Regions from separate parts of the Homo sapiens genome. Here region 2 is linked to region 1. The links are chromatin contacts, found by Hi-C or POLR2A ChIA-PET in ENCODE. All regions are on one chromosome and are shown on one strand. Each heading gives the region's core, a stretch centred on a gene start or an enhancer-like site at or near the end of the contact. The rest is flanking DNA. Distances are from core to core; before and after follow the strand shown. Region 1 holds the start of LINC02919 (long intergenic non-protein coding RNA 2919). Region 2 holds the start of ADGRG6 (adhesion G protein-coupled receptor G6).

The links. Hi-C counts contacts between places; a loop is a spot of excess contacts on that map. ChIA-PET counts read pairs that join two places held with the same protein, here RNA polymerase II (POLR2A).
Region 2: a map of Caco-2 shows a loop between it and region 1 (4-fold over the local background). The contact joins the promoter of ADGRG6 here to the promoter of LINC02919 in region 1. A Hi-C loop is called at or near these places in 3 of 168 maps with a recorded cell type or tissue (Caco-2, HepG2 and ovary). POLR2A ChIA-PET finds 5 or more read pairs at or near these places in 4 of 52 experiments (CD8-positive, alpha-beta memory T cell, HepG2, MCF 10A and 1 more).

What each region holds. Positions count from the first base shown.
Region 1 is chr6:142,257,249-142,262,887 of GRCh38, forward strand. LINC02919 (long intergenic non-protein coding RNA 2919) reads right to left here and starts at 2,670. Exons shown (of 2, transcript XR_001744395.1): 1 at 2,156-2,670.
Region 2 is chr6:142,298,507-142,304,145 of GRCh38, forward strand. ADGRG6 (adhesion G protein-coupled receptor G6) reads left to right here and starts at 3,501. Exons shown (of 25, transcript NM_198569.3): 1 at 3,501-3,825. The coding sequence starts at 3,824. RefSeq lists a silencer at 3,291-3,430.

The sequences.
Region 1 (5,639 bases), core at 1,420-3,919:
CTTTGGCTCTGATCTGCCCCACCTCTCTTCTACAGACTAGTGCCTGACCAAATAGTAAAGCTCACAGAAGCTCTTGCTGCTGGGAACTGTTGCTAGGAAAGCAGCAAGGAGAAGTGGAAAGAGTAAGACACTGGTGCTTACAAGCCAAAAAAAAAAAAAAGTCACCTGGTATCTCGGAATCACTGTTGCTTCATAGCACAAGTGGTAAGATGTGAGTGTCTACTCAGTGCCATTCAACACATCTGATGTTGCCAAATCAAATCAGACTATAGATGGAAGCCCCTTGGACCTTAAGAGAACCACTGAAATTATTGATTATTCCTGTGGAAAGAGCTGATCCCACTTAAATACTACCCCTTCAAGAGGTATTGTGAAAGAACTTCCATAGGTGCATGGGTGATTCAGTGGTAGAATTTTCACCTGCCATGCAGGAGGTCCAGGTTCATTTCCTGGCCTATGCAACATGGCATCCCATTTTGGCTGGGCGTGGTGGCTCACACCTGTAATCCCAGCACTTTGGGAGGTCGAGGCAGGCAGATCATTTGAGGGCAGGAGTTCGAGATCAGCCTGGCCCACATGGTGAAACCCTGTCTCTGCTAAAAATTAGCGGGTCCTGGTGGCACACGCCTATAGTCCCAGCTACTCAGGAGGCTGAGGCGTGAGAATCGCTTGAACCTGGAAGGCAGAGGTTGCAGTGAGCCGAGATTGCACCACTGCACTCCAGCCTGGAGGACAGAATGAGACTCTGTCTCCAAAAAAACAGAGAAAAAGAACTTCCAGGCCAGGCGCGGTGGCTCACGCCTATAATCCTAGCACTTTGGGAGGCTGAGGCAGGTGGATCACGAGGTCAGGAGATCGAGACCATCCTGGCTAATACGGTGAAACCCCGTCTCTACTAAAAATACAAAAAATTAACCAGGCATGGTGGTGGACGCCCGTAGTCCCAGCTAGTCGGGAGGCTGAGGCAGAAGAATGGCGTAAACCCGGGAGGCAGAGCTTACAATGAGCTGAGATCATGCCACTGCACTCCAGCCTGGGCGACAGAGCGAGACTCTGTCTCAAAAAAAAAAAAAAAAAAAAAAAAAGAATTTCCAGAGGCATGAAGAACATGATGTCTGTAGACGTCAAGACTGGAAGGAATTTTCTAAGCATAAATCTTGGTCCTATGATGTTACAGGCCGAAAGAATGAGGGTCGTGATCAACTCAGTATACCACTGGAGGCTATATGAGTAAGCAACAAAACTGTTTCTCATAAATGCAGAATTGTGACAAACTGACAAAACTGCATCTGCCATCCAGAAGGAATGCTGAGGGCAGTCATGCCCCAAGCGCAGTGTTTCTTGTGATTAGGTACATCTGAAGCCTGTTAGTAACAATATGAACGTGTGATCAATTAAGCAGCTGACCAGTTGTTACCTCCTTCTCCTCGCTTTTGTTACCCAATAAATAGGAGGGGCTGTGGAAGCTCAGGGGTGCCTTTGCTCACTGGAAGTGGGGAGCTCTCTTCTTCTTCCCCGGCTTCCCTTCCTTTAAAACAGTTTCTTTTGTTTTTTGTTATAATTTCTAAGTTCGTCCCTTCGTTCAGTTTGTAATGACGGTCTCAGGCAGTAACAACAGTAACTGCTATAATGACCGTCTCAAGTAGTAACCGTGGCAGTCGGCCACATTATGACAGAGCCTATGGCAGGCCAGTCAGTAACATTTTGTAGATGGCTACCTACACTATTAATTCTCATGAACTGTTCTTTGCCTCTAGTCTTTACCCTATTCCAGAACTAGCGAGTTGATTGCATCAGTCTCTGAGTAACATTTTTTAAAACTTGACAATATGCATTGACAAGGAGTTTATCTAGTTAAATAATTCCTATTTAAATACCTGGTTAATGATATTTGGGTCTTATATCTACCCTCAAATCAATTTTATATTTTTAATGACACTACAGGTCAATTCCTTTTAAGAAAAATTGGCAAAGAAATATTTTTATGTTTTATTTGGATAATGGTCCCAGAGAGCCCTGGCACACATTTTGACAGAGTGAAAAAGGTTCAGGAAAAAACCCACAAGCATAATGAAAACAGAGGGGAAAGGTAAAATCAACAGTAAGTCTTGGATAGAAGTGAAAGTGTGACCATTTGCAATAGCAAAGAGTATACCTGGCTGTCTTTCACAATTCACCTAAGGAGTTGCTCACGGATCTTGCATGGTGGCTTGAACTCTAGCATATTCCTTCTGATCCTGACCGAACAGCAGTCCTCCTCAGTCTCAAGAGCCTCACATTACATGTGTGAGGCCCAGTCCCAAACCAAGGATCTAGAGTCCTTAGGTGCAGCACCCTTCCTACTTGCTCTTTCTGATTCCAGAACTCTGACCTCTTCTTCCTCAGTTCAGTAGGGCCACAGTTTTCTTTCTGGTTGCATTCTACCTCTTTGTGCTCAGAAAATTTTCTCCAGGCACAGAGCTAGCATGAAGTGAGAGTCATCTCGTGAGATTCTCTTCTGTTAGGGATTAAAGGCTTGCACTGTCAATGTCCAAAGTCCACTGTCTGGAAATCATTGCTTCACATATTTTGTCCAATCTTTTAGCTTTATGTTTTGTATGGGTAAAAGTGAAAGTCATTCCTGTTTGATAAGATTTTTAACAAATCCTTGCAATGTTTATAAGAGACACATCAAAATACATTGAATATAATAAAGAGATAGAGAATGATAGACTAAAAAAAAGACTACCAAGCAAAGCTATTGAAGCCTTATTGGCCGGGTGCAGTGGCTCACACCTGTAATCCCAACACTTTGGGAGGCCAAGGCAGGCAGATCATGGGGTCAGGAGATCGAGACCATCCTGGCTAATATGGTGAAACCCCGTCTCTACTAAAAATACAAAAAAAATTAGCCAGGCGTGGTGGCAGGCACCTGTAGTCCCAGCTACTTGGGAGGCTGAGGTGGGAGAATGGCGTGAACCCGGGAGGTGGAGCTTGCAGTGAGCTGAGATCGTGCCACTGCACTCTAGCCTGGGTGACAGAGTGAGGCTCTGTCTCAAAAATAAATAAATAAATAAATAAAGCCTTATTAATAAAATATACATTCCAGCAGCATAATGATAAGCAAAAGGATTACTTATATATTGCTAACAGGAAAAATTTATAGGAAAATACGACAAAGATGAACTTGTATGAGCTTAAAAACATAGCCCCCAAATGCAAAAACAAAATATTTAAACACATAGAGAAATTCCATCAGAGTTGGACATTTTAGCCTACCTCTTCCAGTAATTAATTGATATGAACCTATATTATTTGAAAAATATGATTTATAAGCTTTATCTAATGAACAGATGCACAACTCTGCACCCAGTAATTGAGGGTACACAGTCTTTACAAACACACATGGAATATATATAAATATTGAACACTTAATAATTCACAGTAAGTTTTATCAAATAATATAATCATTTATATATATTAATTTAATATATATCAGTATCAAAACCCTCTTCCAGATTATTTTGACTCTAAGAAAAAATTAAAACGTACATTAGAAACTAGAACATAACAATGATGACCATACTATATTAAAAAAATGTAACCTGCAGCTACAAAACTGTCCATAGTAAAAGGTATAATGTTAAATACTAACATGAAAAGAAAGGATGAAAACAATGAGTAATCAACAACTCATAGTTAAGAAACAAAACAAACCTAAATGTAGGAGAAAGAAAATATTGACAAGAGAAAAAGAAAGTAAACAAAACAAAATATATAGGACCAGCCAACAAATGCAAACCCCAAACGTTGTCTACGAAGATGAACAAACCTCTGATAAAAGTGATTGGTGAAAAGTGGGCATTATATTTATAATAGAGATTTTTTTAACCACAGAAGAATACATGAATAATTTTATCTTTGGTAAATTTTAATACTGAGATAACACTTAAATAATTTATTGGAAAAATATTAATTTAACTTTAAAAAACTAAATTTGTATTTTTAAATCCACTTATCATTAACAAAGAAAAGAGAAAGAAATAGTCCTGAAAAACACCAGACAACAATGTTTTTCTTGGCAAATTATATGTAATCTTCGGGTAACATATAATACCTATCTGAAAAAACTGTTACAGAGGATAAAAATATGGCACAACTCCCTAAATTCTTGATGTAAGTTAGGGTGGAGTGGACAAAGAGAAGATGAAGTAAAACATTCTAAAGTTCTCATGGGGGTAGGAAGAAAAGTTATAGGAAAAGGATGGTGAAAGTTTTCTAACATTCTTATGATATTGGGATGGCAGAAAAATAAGGAAAAATTAGAGCATATTAAATGGTAAACTGAAATTTAGGGGGACATGTTTGGGTTATTTTTGATTGATCATGTGAGCAAAGAAAGAAAAGTCAGCCATTGATGAAATGTAAAATTACATCATCAGAAATTCTAAAACAAGGTCATTAAAAACATAAATTGAATACAAATTTGATCAACCCACAGAAATAATAAACAATAAAGATTTGAGAAAATCATGTAAGATAAGTAATAAACTTAAAGTAAAGAAAGAAGGGATACATCATGAATAATCCAAATCTCATGTTGAAATGTAATCCCCAGTGTTGGAGATGGGGCCTGGTGGGAGGTGTTTGGGTCAAGAGAGTGGATCCTTCATGAACGGCTTGGTTCCATCCGTACAGTAATGAGTTCACTCAAGAGTCAGTTGTTGCCCTTGCTCCCTCTCTCACTCCTGCCCTTGCCATGTGAATGTGTCTGCTCCTCCTTTGCCTTCTGTCATGAGTAAAATCTCCCTGAGGCCCTTACCAGAAGCAGATGCTGGTGCCACACTTCTTGTACAGCCTGCAGAACTGAGAGCCAATTAAACCTCTTTTCTTTACAAATTACCCCATCTTGAGTATTCTTTTATAGCAATGCTAGAATGGCCTAACACAATCATGTATAAAATATGCATGCCATGTATAAAATATAAGCAAAAGGATTACTTATATACTGCTAACAAAAAATTCATAGGAAAATATAACAAAGCTGAACTTGTGTGTGTTCAAAAACATAGCCCCCAAATGCAAAAAAACAAAATATTTAATTAAACACATAGAGAAATTTATAAATAGTGCATTCCATCAGAGTTCATCACATGAACAAACATTTCTCAAGAGAAGACATACAAGTGGCCAAAAAGCATTAAAAGAAATCAACATCACTAATCATCAGAGAAATGCAAATTAAAACCACAATGAGATATCATCTCACACTGGTCAGAATGGCTATTACTAAAAAGTCAAAAAATAATAGATACTGGTAAGGCTGTGTAGAGAAGGTAGTACTTATACACTGCTGGTGGGAATACACACTAGTTCAGTCACTGAGGAAAGCAGTTCAGAGATTTCTCAAAGAACTTGGAACTATCAGGTTGGTGCAAAAGTAATTGAGGGTTTTGCCATGATTTTCAATGGCAAAACATGCAATTACTTTTGCACCAATTTATACTATTCAACCCAGCAATCCCATTACTGAGTGTATATCCAAAAGAAAAGAAATTGTTCCACCAAAAAGACAGATGCACTCACATTTTCGTCACAGCACTATTCACAATAGCAAAGACATAGAATCAACCTACATGCCCATCAGTGGTGGACTGGGT
Region 2 (5,639 bases), core at 2,251-4,750, 42 kb after region 1:
GATGTTCAATATTCATTTTGTCTGGAATGTTGTCAGAGGATTCCTGTATGTAGAGGAATGTGGTCTTGGCACTTTTCAGTTTAGGATAATGATAATAGGTCGGGCAGAGACAACTAATATTAGCAAATTTCAGGAAATATGCTGAGTGCTTCATGTCATTAGAATGTCTAATGACATCAGAATGTCTCACTGAATCTGCCTAACAGCTCTACGAGTTAAACACTATAAGTATTATTATTCTTATTTTACAAATCAAGCTTAGTTTACATAGTAAACTGCCAGAGTTCACAATGCTGAGAAATCACAGGGTCAAGTTTAGAATCCAGGTCTATTGCATTAAAAGACTATGTACTTTCCACTATACACTCCATTTTCCTAACATGCTTTTTCAAAAGAAAAGAACAAATTCTTAGTTTGAGGACAAAACTGTCAAAATATACAGATTTTATTAACAAACTGACCAATGAAAGGCACTGATTCATTGAAATATTTTAGCTATGATTCTGATCATATATTAATTTCAATGCATAAAATTATGAACATTTTAACATATAATAATGGCACGTGTGAAAACTACTATCTTCTTGATGTATGTCCATTTTTTTTCGGTTAATGTCATGGTTCATTTTATGTGTTAACTTGGCTTGGCCATGGTGTCCAGATTTGGCCAAACGTTATTCTGTGTGTGTCTCTGATGGTGTTTCTTGGATGAGATTAACATTTGAATCAGTGGGTCTTGCATAATGTCCTCTAGGTCCATCCACGTGTCACAAATGACAGAATTTCTAACTTAAAGGTTGAACGGCATTCTGATGTGTATATATTCCACGTTTTCTTTACCCATTCATCCACTGATGGACAGAAAGAGAAATAGCAAATAATCTCACTTATATGTGGAATCTGAAACAAACTCATAAGAGTAGAGAGTACAATGGTGGTTACCAGAGGCTAGAGGGTGAGGTGGGGTGGAATGGTGAAATGTTGGTCAAAGGATACAAAGTTTCAGTTAGAAGGAATAAGTTTTTGAAATCTATTTCACAGCATTGTGAATATAGATAATAATGCCTTGCATATTTCAAAATTGCTAAATTTCAAATGTTCCTATCACAAAAATGATAGACATGTTAATTAGCTTGATATAATCATTCCACATGGAATAAAAATATAAAAATATCACATTGTATCCCATAAATATATACAATTATAATATGTCAATTAAAGATAAATGTCAAAAAGAAAATCGGAATAAAAACTATTAAAAAATCAGTGGACAATGTACAAAGAAGATTATTCTCCATTCTGCAGGTAGGCCTCATCCAATCAGTTGAAGGCCTTAACAGAACAAAGACTGATCTACCCTAAGCAAGAAGGAATTCTGCCAGACTGCATTTGGAGTTGGACTATAACTTTTCCCTGAATCTCCAGGCTGCCTGACTGTAAATTTTGCACTAGTACCTCCACAATACCTTAAAACTAAAATATATATATCTATGTGCATACACACATCTAGCTGGCTCCGTTTTTCTGGAGAACACTGAATAATGAAGTTATTTATATGTCTTTTCTTTTTTTGAGGCAGAGTCTAGCTCTTTTGCCCAGGCTGGAGTTCAGTGGTGCAACCTCAGCTCACTGCAAGCTCCACCTCCCGGGTTCAAGTGATTCTCCTGCCTCAGAAAAGGTAGCTGGGATTACAGGTGTGTACCACCAGGACTAATTTTTTTTTTTTTTTTCAGTAGAGATGAGGTCTCACCATGTTGGCCAAACTGGTCTCGAACTCCTGACCCCAACTGACTCGCCTCAGCTTCCCAAAGTGCTGGGATTACAGGCATGAGCCACCGTGCCTGGCAGTTATTTATATTTATTTGCTCTTATGTTTCCAGGTTTCTTCTAACTTTAAAATTCTATGACTGGAACAAATACATATGTGAACTTGGAAGTAGATCTTTCCCCTGTCCAGCCTTCAGATCAGACCACAGCCTTAGTCACCACTCCAATTGTGGCCTCCTGAGAGACACTGAGCTAAGGGCATCCAGGTTCTTGACCCACAAACTGTGAAATACATGTTGCTTTTAAAAAATTCCAAGAGTGGCCCTTAAATTTCTTTGGGACTATACCGTGTAATAGCGACTGACTCAAAAGGGTAGTCTGGAAACCTAATCTTAGCCCCTGGTCACCTCTAGCTAGTGTGCACAGACCTCAGATCTTGTCAGTCTCATTTCCCTACCTGTTAACGTGAGACAGTTGGGCAGAAGAACTTTAGCTTCCCTTAAATGCTACAACTCAGCGTCTCTATTAATCATACCGTTTATTCATCAAAATGAATACTGATAAAAATGACAAGTAGAACACACCCTAGATGTTCAGGCCTCTGGAATTGGTGGCAGCGTTCCAGCTTCCTTTCTGCCTGTAACTGTGAGTAAGTCCTGCTTTACCTCCTTCCCACCCCCCGCACCCACCAACAGCTCTCTATCATAAGCTAATCAGCTTGAAATAATTGTTAGGGCACTTCTGTGTATGGCCTGTGCATGTGCCAGTGTGTACACCGTGCAAGCTGAGCTGTTGAGGTTCTGGATGTGCATACAGCCCTGGCACCGGAAGGTTTGCCTCTAGCATTTTGTGGACTAACTCTGGCAGTACACAATGGGAAGAAAACCTCTTTCCAAGTGTGAGCCCTTCTCTCTTCTCATTCCCAAGGAGGTGTGTCCAGATCCCTTTGCCAGACAGCTACTTTACAGGAGCATTGGAGAGCAGGCAGCTAACTTTCCCCAACAAGCAGCTGGATTTACGTTGGCAAATCAATCCCTCTCAATAAAATGTTATGTGACCATCTTCCCAGCCCCCCGTTAAAATCCCTTCATTTTTTCGAGCAAGCGAACTAGTCAGAGAAGACAGAAAAGTTAAGTAAAGAAAGTGGCAGAAAAGTGAAGCAAAGCAACAGCCCGGGAGCGTGGCGGGGGGACCCGCGCGGGGACTCGGGTAGGCTGCAAACGCTGGGGAGATGCCACAGGAGCGCCTGCCTTCCCAGCTTCTCCTTTCTCTCGCCGAGGGTCTCTGGGGTTCAGCGCTCCCGGCGTTTCGGCGACCTCCGGGTCCGCCCTGTCCCCTCCCAGCTGGGGAGCTGAGCCCGGCTCTGCGCCCATCGCCGACCCCGGCCACTCTCCCTTCGCTGCTCGCTCCAAAAGCGCCTGTCCCGCCCCGCGGGGCGACTTCTCCCTTTCGGCCCTGGGGTTGAAGATCCTGTGTGGGGCAGCTGCGCCTTCGGGACAGCCCCAGCCGCGGAGCGCCCAGACCAGGGCAGCCGGAGTCGGGTCATACGCCGCACGCCGCCGGGGCCGCCGCACCTGAGCCCAGCTCCAGTCACGCCGGAAGCGCGGGCGGAGCGCACGGGTCCGGGGAGAGTCGCCTGCGCCCGCGAGGGGGACCCAAGTACCTAGGGTGGTGGCCGAGTCCCGCCTCCCGCCAGCGGGGGCGAGGACCTGCGACGCGCACCCCTGCCTGGCCCGGTCTCCTCAGCACCAGCCCCACGCACACCCTACTTCCTCAGCTTCTCGCCCTCACCCTGCCAACTTCCCTGCGAGGAGGGACCTGCCGCCAGCCTGCTTCCTCGTCCGCAGGCCCTGCGCTGAACGCTGCCGCGCCCAGGGTTCACCTTGCGCCGTCGGGAAAGCCCATGAACTCTCCAGAAACGGCGTAAAGGAGGGTCCCGCCGCGGCGCAGGGCTGGGGCGCCTGGGTTCCCCCTGGGTGGAGCAGCGGCAGCAGAGCGGGAAAGTGGTGGAGGATGATCTTGCGGCCAAAGGGGACCTCGGCGCAGTAATGTCAACATGTAAGTCTCACCTTTCAGCTTGGAATTCCTTCACTCTTTTATCTGTGTCCACCTTCTGTCGCCCCCTCCCCGACCACCCCACCCTCAAGAGAAATGATTTTATAAGGACTTCAACTGCACGGAGGGAATAAACCGGTTTGTCTTCAGTTTGCCCCTCGAGGCACTGAGGAGTAGGACTATTGCCAAGTGGAGTTGTGACATGTGTGTGTGGCTGTTTTTTTTCCCCCAGCGAGGTAAACCTCACATTTGGGCGGTGTAAAGCCTAATAAGAAGGGCAGGGCTTCAAGAATGGGGAAAACGTGTTTTCAATTCAAATTAAACAAGGAGTAACAGGCACCGCTCCTCAGTCCAGAGGCCTGGCCCTGCCAAGAAGGCGCTCTCCGGAATCAACACCTGGGGGCTTGGAAGGTACTAGTATGCCGAGAAAATGTTGACTTTACACATTGTCACCATTGACTGTAGAAGTTATTCTTGGATCTTTGGGGTGTTTGAATTTTTTTAAGGTGTGCAGAAAATGTTTTCAGTGTGCTTTGTAGTTTAGGAAGTAATTAAGGGTTACGCCACGTTACGTGATAGGATTTGAGGGGACTTCCATAGACTTATGGGGGGCGTGGGGAATTGGGGCATTGAAACAGAGAAACCTAAAAGGTTTTGCCTCCATAGAATTGTCATCCTAATGGTGAGGTGGCGCACAGCGACCCCATGAAAGGGTCGCCAAGCACCGTCTGGCTTTCCAGAATGGGAAAAGGAAGATTGTACTCCAAAGGGCCAAGCTTATTTTTGTGGCCAACTAAGAAGTTTCTTTTTCTTGTAATAGGTAATTTTCCTTCTGATGTTTTAGTTAATCTTGGACGGACACCGTGACAGACATTTTATCCCCTTCCACTAACTCATGTACAACAATTTCTAGAACTTGGTACTTAACACTCCTTCCCCCAACTCCTGGATCTTACATGAATTTACTCTTTCAGTTCAGTACATGGGGAAAGACCTGCCCCCTAGGTCCTGTTTTTCCACACTTTCCTGCACTTTCCATTCCCTACTTCCCCACTCCCCAACACACATTTTAAAATAGGAGAAAGAAAGGATAGTGCCCACAAGCCTAGCACTCTGTAACTCTGTTCCAGGTACTGTGAGATGTAATCAGAAATGAACCACTTATTTTTACTGAAACTGCATGTGAAATAATTCCACACCTGGGAGTTTTAAAGTTTCATTTATGCCAGTGGAATCGGCAAGGTACAACTTGAAAAAATTTATTTTGGGATACAGCCAGCATTTTCATATAAGACTTGTTCTCATATACAGGCTACACATTTTGAAGTAATATGAGCTTGTTTTCAACTTCAGTTTTTCTTGAAAATATACTAGGGATTTTACAGCAGGTATTTGCCCAGTTTTTTTCAGCTTTCCTAAGCATTTAGATCTTATGAGAAAAAAAGCATATTACACATGAAAGTATAAATACCTGTTTTTAAAATAAAAGATGTTAAACTTATCAACAGGTAATGTAAAAATTTCCTGATCATGAAATTAAGTTATATAGTCCATTTGAATTCTTCGTGATTAAAAAATCATGTCATTATAGGGTAAAAGCGTGAATATGAAATCACATAGAAAATAGGGCTTGATACCTAGATTTGAGATTCTTTTTTGAGCTATTTTGACTGAAAGTTTTCATTTTTTACCAGATGGTAAGTATATTTTTTTCCATTTTGCTATTTACGATTCATATGGAGTGGTTTAGGATGGCCTGATTCTTTTTAGGTATTGGTTTGTTAGAATATATGGAAAGAATTACCAACCTTTCCAAG